Regions from separate parts of the Mus musculus genome. Here regions 1 and 2 are each linked to region 3. The links are chromatin loops, found by intact Hi-C in ENCODE. Cell type or tissue: gastrocnemius. All regions are shown on one strand.

Evidence for each region. A loop is a pair of places that touch in the nucleus more often than their neighbours do. Peaks named below come from ENCODE experiments on the same cell type or tissue, not always from the same donor. Only the 100,000 strongest peaks of a DNase experiment are listed, where the experiment ranks them.
Region 1: it touches region 3 in a loop (6-fold over the local background); 6 of 42 quality-filtered maps call a loop at or near these places.
Region 2: a loop joins it to region 3, with 2.6 times the contacts of the local background. A loop is called at or near these places in 23 of 42 quality-filtered maps.

The regions. Positions count from the first base shown.
Region 1 is chr1:131,845,061-131,847,560 of GRCm38, reverse strand. Slc41a1 (solute carrier family 41, member 1) reads right to left here. Exons shown (of 11, transcript NM_173865.3): 11 at 1-1,011. The coding sequence ends at 826. Among named protein-coding and RNA genes, the nearest start is that of Slc41a1, 18 kb to the right of the region's middle. In gastrocnemius, a CTCF peak has its summit at 1,049; DNase peaks (open chromatin) are centred at 1,133 and 2,477; H3K27ac peaks cover 1,425 bases.
Region 2 is chr1:131,759,306-131,761,805 of GRCm38, reverse strand. Slc26a9 (solute carrier family 26, member 9) reads right to left here. Exons shown (of 21, transcript NM_177243.4): 12 at 2,313-2,408; 13 at 1-100. Among named protein-coding and RNA genes, the nearest start is that of Slc26a9, 17 kb to the right of the region's middle. In gastrocnemius, no CTCF peak of the experiment used is centred here; a DNase peak (open chromatin) is centred at 1,163.
Region 3 is chr1:131,612,514-131,615,013 of GRCm38, reverse strand. No RefSeq gene overlaps it. Among named protein-coding and RNA genes, the nearest start is that of Avpr1b, 15 kb to the right of the region's middle. In gastrocnemius, a CTCF peak has its summit at 1,481 (motif pointing left); a DNase peak (open chromatin) is centred at 1,469.

The DNA.
Region 1 (2,500 bases), 230 kb before region 3:
CCCCGTTGCCTCAATCTCCAGGTCATTTGGCACATTCCCTTGTCCTATCCCCAATCTTAGAAGCCCATCTGGCAAGCTGCGCGGAGACGGAGTGTGTGGAGAGAATTAAAGAGAGGAGGCTTGAACTCGGTTCTCTAGACTCAGGGGGCACATGGACCTTTGGAAACCTGTGGATGACATGGATCCGTGAAGAGCCCGGGTCACTACCACTCATTTCAGCTGGGAAGCAATCAGGCAGTTGGGCAAGGCACATGTGCGCAGATGGAATCTCCAGTGCACGTGACTCTGCGGGCAGGCTGGCCTGGAGCAGGCCTGTGATTACGAGGAGTTGAAGCAACGTTCCCCTGCCCAGTGCTGTGAAGTTGGTCCACATCTATAAAAGTGCGTGCATGTGTGGGAGTGTTAATTATCCCTCCTCCCTCTGTTCAGCCAAACCCTAAACAACCCAGAGCCCACTTGAGAGTTTCTCATTAGGGCCGAGGCTGAGGTCGCTAAAGCTAATGCAAAGGTCCCCGATGCTGGACAGGATGCCAAGGTCCCGATCTAACCTCCTCTGGAGGCACCCACCGTGGAATTGCACTTGGTGATTGTCTCAAAAGTCTACTTTTACTGCTTATGTCAGCCCATCTGTCTGTCCCGAATTCTTCCTATCCAAACTTGGCTCAATGTATAAAAAATTCCCATTGAAAATAATGAGAATTTGGTATCAAAGTGAAATCCCAGAAAGGCATGGGAGTGTAGTGTAGGGTGGGGTAGGGAAACAAAAGGAAAATAAAAATCCAAATAGAAAGTGCAGAGGGGTGGGGGAAAGACTGAATGGCTAAGCTAGTCCCCAACATCTGTGTCTCTGTCCCCAATGAGCCAGAGCACATGGAAGCTGAGTGCCAGGAGTCCGGTGCCAAGCAGGTCCCCCAAAGCAGTCAAGTATGGGATGGAGAAGTTGTCGGGGTCCAGGCCCCGGCCCCACATCCAGTGCACCATCCAGTCTGCGATGTACAGGAGAATCAGCACCTGGGGAGACAGGGGTTCTGCTTGTAGCCACCCGCTTTCTGCAGGGGGAGCCAGAGGCCACAAAATTGGATGTGTTCAGTGGATCACAAGGCTTGGCCGGTCACAACCTTTTTGCCAGGACAGCTCACAGCAAGCCAGGGGCTTTCTAAACTAAATCCTGCCCTTACAGGAAGGCTGCCCTTGTCTCAATTCTGGGTCAGATCATTCTTCAGTTACTGCAATTCCTGCCATGTTGGCCTCTCCAGGAGCCTGGTAGGGGCTGGCAGGTAGAGCCAGTTTCTCTTACAAGGCCCTGGGTAACAGCTGATTACACAAGCTGCTTTCTCTTCACCCTTCCCACCCTGCTGTTTATTCTAATATTCATCTGTAAAGTAGGTTTATGAGCCAGTCAGCGAAATACGTCAGTTATAATGCATAACAGTTCAAAAATACATCTTGGATTATCTACATCGATTTATTTGCTCCCTTGCTTATGTTCTATAACTATAGATGAGAATAGATAATAGATATAGAGAATAAATGAGATTGGAATATAGGTACTGGGTCCAGGACCAGTGGTACCTATCGCTTGCAGTGGACAGTGGGTCACAAACATACAACCTCAGGCCTAACGCTGGGCCTTGTGAATGGGAATCGGCATGTTAGTAAGAATTACATGTGCTCTGCACTGGGAGCAGCACTTCATCTAGGACGTTAACACCTGATTTTAGGGGTCCCTACATGATCACGTCTATATGAGAATGAGATGCATTCTAACCATTAGACTGACATACGGTTATCTGGTGGGGTTTATTTTATTTATTTATTTTTTCGAGACAGGGTTTCTCTGTGTGTCCCTGGCTGTCCTGGAACTCACTCTGTAGACCAGGCTGGCCTCGAACTCAGAAATCCGCCTGCCTCTGCCTCTCGAGTGCTGGGATTAAAGGCTGGTGGAGTTTATTCTTGACTGTACTTTGTAAAGACTGAGGTATGAAAATTCTGCCTTAAGGGACTCAGGGGTAGGAGCCAGTAATGTTCCCTGTTTTTAGGCAAATTTGGTTGTTTTGGCCTCTCTGTAAGGAAGTCAGGGGTGACTATTCTGGAACCTTTCACACCCTCTGCTCTGCACACAGCTACCTTGTACTCCCATGGCCCTGGCCCTGGGTGCCATCCAGTCTCCCTAGAACTTCACAGCCTTTCTGATAGCTGCAGAAGATGCAGCCAGAGGCTTTTAGTATATGTGCTAGGGTGGAAACGTCAACAGCTGTCTTCACATTTTAGCCTCCCGAGTAGCACAAGGACACATACAGGGACAGGTGGCAAAGGGACCTGGCAGAACTTTACAGGGAGCAATTGCTACCACGTTGCCTCTCCACAGACTCAGAGAAGGAAGCACAGCTAAAATTGACCACAGGGTCATGACCCCTAGGATGGGGCAATGGAATGGGGGTGTGGCTTTCAACCCAGGGGAAGGGGTCAACTGAGGCGGCCACAAAAGACCTTTGGCTTG
Region 2 (2,500 bases), 150 kb before region 3:
TCTGGAAGATCACAACCAGGATGGAGAAGGCTACACCCACTGCGACACCGTAGGGCAGGCTCAGGAAGAACGAGGAGAGGAAGCTCACCACCCAGACACACTGTGAGGAGAAGGATGTCAAAGGCAGCCCGGGGTGAAAAACTGCCTCTTTCAGGAAGTCCTCAGGATTAGTCAAGGTCCTGGTTACCCTGCCCAGCTCAGATCTCTTCTGCTCTTGCTTCATTTTTGCAGTGAGTCACGTACTGGCGCTTTGCTTTGTTTGCCTGCTTCTCTTATACCAAGTGCAGCTCATGACCTTTTCCCCCCTCCAGAGCCAATGATTGGATACAGGGCCTCATATACCAGACAAGTACCCTACCATTGAGCTCCACCCCTACCTCACCCCTACCTTGGTCTAGTTTTAAAAATAGAAATCTAGCCTTCTATTTTAATAGAATACAGAAGTGTGAGCAGAGAGGGCGCATGAGCAGAGTAAGAAGAGCGTGCCCCCGGGTCAGGTGCACCCAGGTTCCAAGCTGGGTTCTGAACTGTATAGCCGGGAGAGCCGGTTTCCTAGTCCACACAAGGGAAAATGAAGTCCACTCTGCAAGAAGACCGGGGTGTCAGAGAGTCTCTGGTCCTAGACTTGCAGTGTGTTATGGATGTGAGCTCTCTTCCTATCTAACAGTGAGGTGTCCATGCTTTGATGGGAACTCAGCTCCTGAACAGAAAGTGTGGGGCAGGTCTCCTGGTCGGGTGTGTTCTCCCTTAAGGGCCCCCAGGGAGCTTCTAAATGGCTCTAAAGCTGTGCTTCTCAACCTTCCGAATCTGTAACCCTTTAATGTTATGGTGACCTCCAACCATAAAATTATTTTGTTGCTACTTTAAAACTATAATTTTGCTACTGATATCATCTGATGTATAGTGTATGATGATGATACATTAATGATACACACGATGATAATCATAATTAACTATTTGATATACGGGATATCTAATATGTGACCCCTGTGAAAGGACCGCTGGATTCCCAACAGGGGTCATTACCCACAGGTTGAGACTTGCTGTTAAAGGGGGTCAGTCTCTGTTGGGAATTTCTGTAGAAGCCCACTGAAGATCAAGTCACATGACAACATCACATGGCTACCAGGGACTACGGCCAAAGCCAGGAGATGGATGCCAGGTGGTAAAAGCCGATCCTTGGGAATTAGCTGGGAATTAGAGCATCTAGTTTCTTCCTGTCTCCTCTGCTCACTGGGAGTCCCCAAAGGGACCACACATTTTCTAACTTTAAAGACTTCCTTCCCTCCATGGTGCAGGCAAGCCTCTGCCTTCTAGAGGCAGGACAGCCCAGAAGTCTGGAGCCCAGCAGGAAGTTTCCAGCTAGACCCTGGCACTTGCTTCCTCCACCGCCTCTGCCATTCTGAGCCTGACTTTTGTCATCCTCAATCGGGTTTAGTAAGTCTCTGGGCTATGGTGGGTGGGCTAAGGTAGAAACAGGACAGCATTGTCAGTATGCTGGAGCTTTTATCAGTCCTGCCTGTGAAGGCACAGCTGCAGTATGAAGTCACACTCGAAGGATGTTTACGTAGTATGGTGCTTTCCCATTGTGATTCAGTTAACCTCAGAGCCAGTATATAATGCAGAGCACAAGTTCATCCCACAAATAGAGGAGGAAGTAGAACCCTAGAGAAGCCTAGAAACTTGCTCAGGAGCCCAGTCTTTATGTTCTAAGCTTTTTTTTTTCTTCCTTCCTTCACAGAATGATCTTTTTTTTAATTGGAGGGGGCACAGTAAATTATAAAAGTAATAGATACTAAGTTTTGTTGATGACGCACGTTAACCCAGACCACATGCAGTTTTGCGAGTATGAACCCATCTTCTTCATAAGCCATCCCAAAGTGGAGAGAGCACGTGTCTACTTCAGAGGTGCGGGAGCTGAGGGCCAGGGAAGTGAAAGAATTTGCTATTGGCTACAGAGCCAGGGAGTGGTTGAACAAAGAGTGCCTCTCTCCACAGCTTGGCTTCTCAAGCCCTGGGGTCTGGGGAACAGCAGACAAAAGGGCTTTGCATCAGGCCAGAGCTGCAGGTTACAGGAGGGCAGGACATACACAGACACACTTACACAGTCCACACACACACACACACTTACACAGTACACACACACACTTACACAGTACACACACACACACACACACACACACACACTTACATAGTCCACACACACACACACACACACACACTTACATAGTCCACACACACACACACACACACACACACACACACACACTTACACAGTCCACACACACACACACACACACACACACACTTACACAGTCTAGCTTACTCTTCCTCCAGAGGTAGTAGGGGTCAGTGAGCTGCTTCAGGGAGTTCTTGAGATTGACAGCGATCAGGGCACCTAGCACAGCCTGGAGAAGCAGAACATTGCCACGTGTCATTTGAGATATCCCCATCACCCTGGCCTTCCTACACATGCCTGACCCTGGAGTCTGGCAGGACA
Region 3 (2,500 bases):
TTGATGCACGTCACTCTGTTATAATCAGTCTGATAATCAGTGTAGCTAATTGACTGATGGACAGGTAGCACCTCTGCCAGGACTTTGCTGGACAATGTCCATGTCCGAGCCAGGAGGGAGTGGGATGGGACAAGATTTCATCACACCGTTGAGCTTGTGTACCTATTTTGGTTAATGTTCTCAGCTCCAGTTGGCTGTAACTGACACCAAGGAAAGCGAGGCTGTAGACCACAGAGAATGACTGTAAACTCCAGTCACCAGATGCCACCCCACCAGCAATCAAAAAGCTTTTGTTTGTGATGGTCCCATGAACTTAGAGGATCCGTTCCCTTGGGGAGCTATCATGCTGTTCCCCTTGGTCTCCTCCGCTGGGGGAAGCACTGGATAAAAATTTCCCCAACTTGTGTGATAATAAGATGTAGAAAAATGGATGTGCTTTAGCAGCCAGTTGATTGTGTGTCTGGAAAGACAAACGTCAGCAAACAAGGCCCACCTTATCTGGGGGGGGGGGGGTCGAACAAGGCTTGTTCTGAAGGAGCAAGCGTGCAAATGCTACCTCAGAGCTACAGCAGGATTCCACCACCATGCCACTAGTGAGCTGGACGCACCGGGTGAGAGGTGTGTTTAGTGGATCTGCTCCTTGGATCAATATAGATTTCAGGGTTCCGCGAGATCAGAGAGAGGCAGTAAACTGACCCTGCCTCATCTGGTTTTGGAGTCCCCGGACCCCTCCCTCCCTCCAACAGTCCTGCATGTGTCTCCGGTTTTTCCAGCACATTCCCCACGCGTAACCCTTCCACAGCAACAGAAGTCTCTTAGATGTTGTCTTTGTCAGATGCACCTTGTGACCTGTAGAAGGAAGTCAATGAGAAGCCAACACTCTTAAGGCTGTCTTTCCCAGTCCCCCAACCCAGCTGGGATTCATAGTTGCCTCAGGCTGTCCTGAGTAGGGGTGAGGTGCTGAGTAGGAGCTTTAACCTGATTTATTTACTTATTATTATTTATTTGCTTTTTTTAAATGGTATTTTGGGAGAGGGTTTCTCTGTGTAGCCCTGGCTGTAGACCAGGCTGGTCTCAAACTTGTCTGCCTCTGCATCCTCAGTGCTGGGATTAGGGGCTCATGTTACCATCGCCCGACTTCAACCCAACCTGATTCTTTTTTTTCTTTTTTTTCTTTTTTTCCTTCGCTCGCGCACGCGCGTGCACGCGCATGTATACTCACCTCTCATGCAATATATCCGGACCGCAGTTTCCCCTCCCTCTACTCCTCCCAGTTCCCCAAACACACACCTACGCTTTCATGCAGATCCACTGCCCTTCAGAAAAGAACAGGCCTCCCAGGAATATCAATGGAGCACAGTGTATCTAGTTAGTTACTGTAAGGCTAGGCACCTAGCCCAGCCCAGCCCAGCCCAGCTTGGGTGTGGGAGTGGGGAGGTGACATACACAACACTCAGGACCTGCTACTCTGGCTCCACACTGCCACCTTGTGGTTGCAGACCTGGTACCTTCATGACTTTTTTTTTTTTTTTTTGAGACAGCGTTTCTCTATGTAATCCAGGCTGTCCTGGAACTCGCTCTGTAGATCAGGCTGGCCCGGAATTCACAGAGATCTGCTTGCTTCTGCCTCCTGAGTTCTGGGATTAAAGGGTGAGCCACCACCGCCTGGCTACCTTCAGTACTTTGTCAGTGAGCTGCTTGCTTAGAAAAAAAAAAAATCATGTTTTAATTGTATATTGTGAAGCCCATTGTCAGTGCTCATAAGAAATAAATATGGCCAGAATGACCCTAGGTATTAAAGAGTCATATTGGTTCATTTCAACCAGGACTTTGAGGTTCTGGACCCAGAAGAGAACTGTGGCAGCCTGGGCTGTGTTAATAGTCACTTGGTAGACCAAAGACATATTTACATACAAAACACAAGATAGCCACCTGGAAAATCAATAGCTGGTTTTAATAACTTAAAAATCCATCCCAAGGAATCTCCACAATTACCTGCTCAGCTTCCCACATACCCGTATCCATTCTTCCCTCCCTGTACCTGGTGTTCTATTCCTGCCTGGGCTGCCTGTACCTGGTGTTCTAGTCGTGCCTGGGCTGCCGTTTCTGGTTTCATTTTAGAAGGCAGGCTCTCACTATGTGAGCTAGCACTTTCTCTTGTGACTTGCACAAGGAGAATGTACTTGTTTAGGGATCTGGGCCCCAGCTGTCCCTTCCACGAGAGACTGCACTGACTGACTGTTTTTCTGAAAGCAGGTTCTACCACTACACCCATTTGGGGTTTGTTTACTTTTGCAACACTAGGGTCAGGGGTTAAACCTAGGATTTGGTTTGCTTGATAAGGGATTGCTCTGCACTGAGCTATGCCTCCAGCTCTTTTCTTTTTTTTTCTTCTTTTTTTCTTTTTAGACAGGGTCTTGCTAAAACATCCAATCTGGTCTTGAATTTGCCTTGTAGCACGGGAGGCAGCTCTTGCATTTAGAAGCCTCCAGCCTTAGTC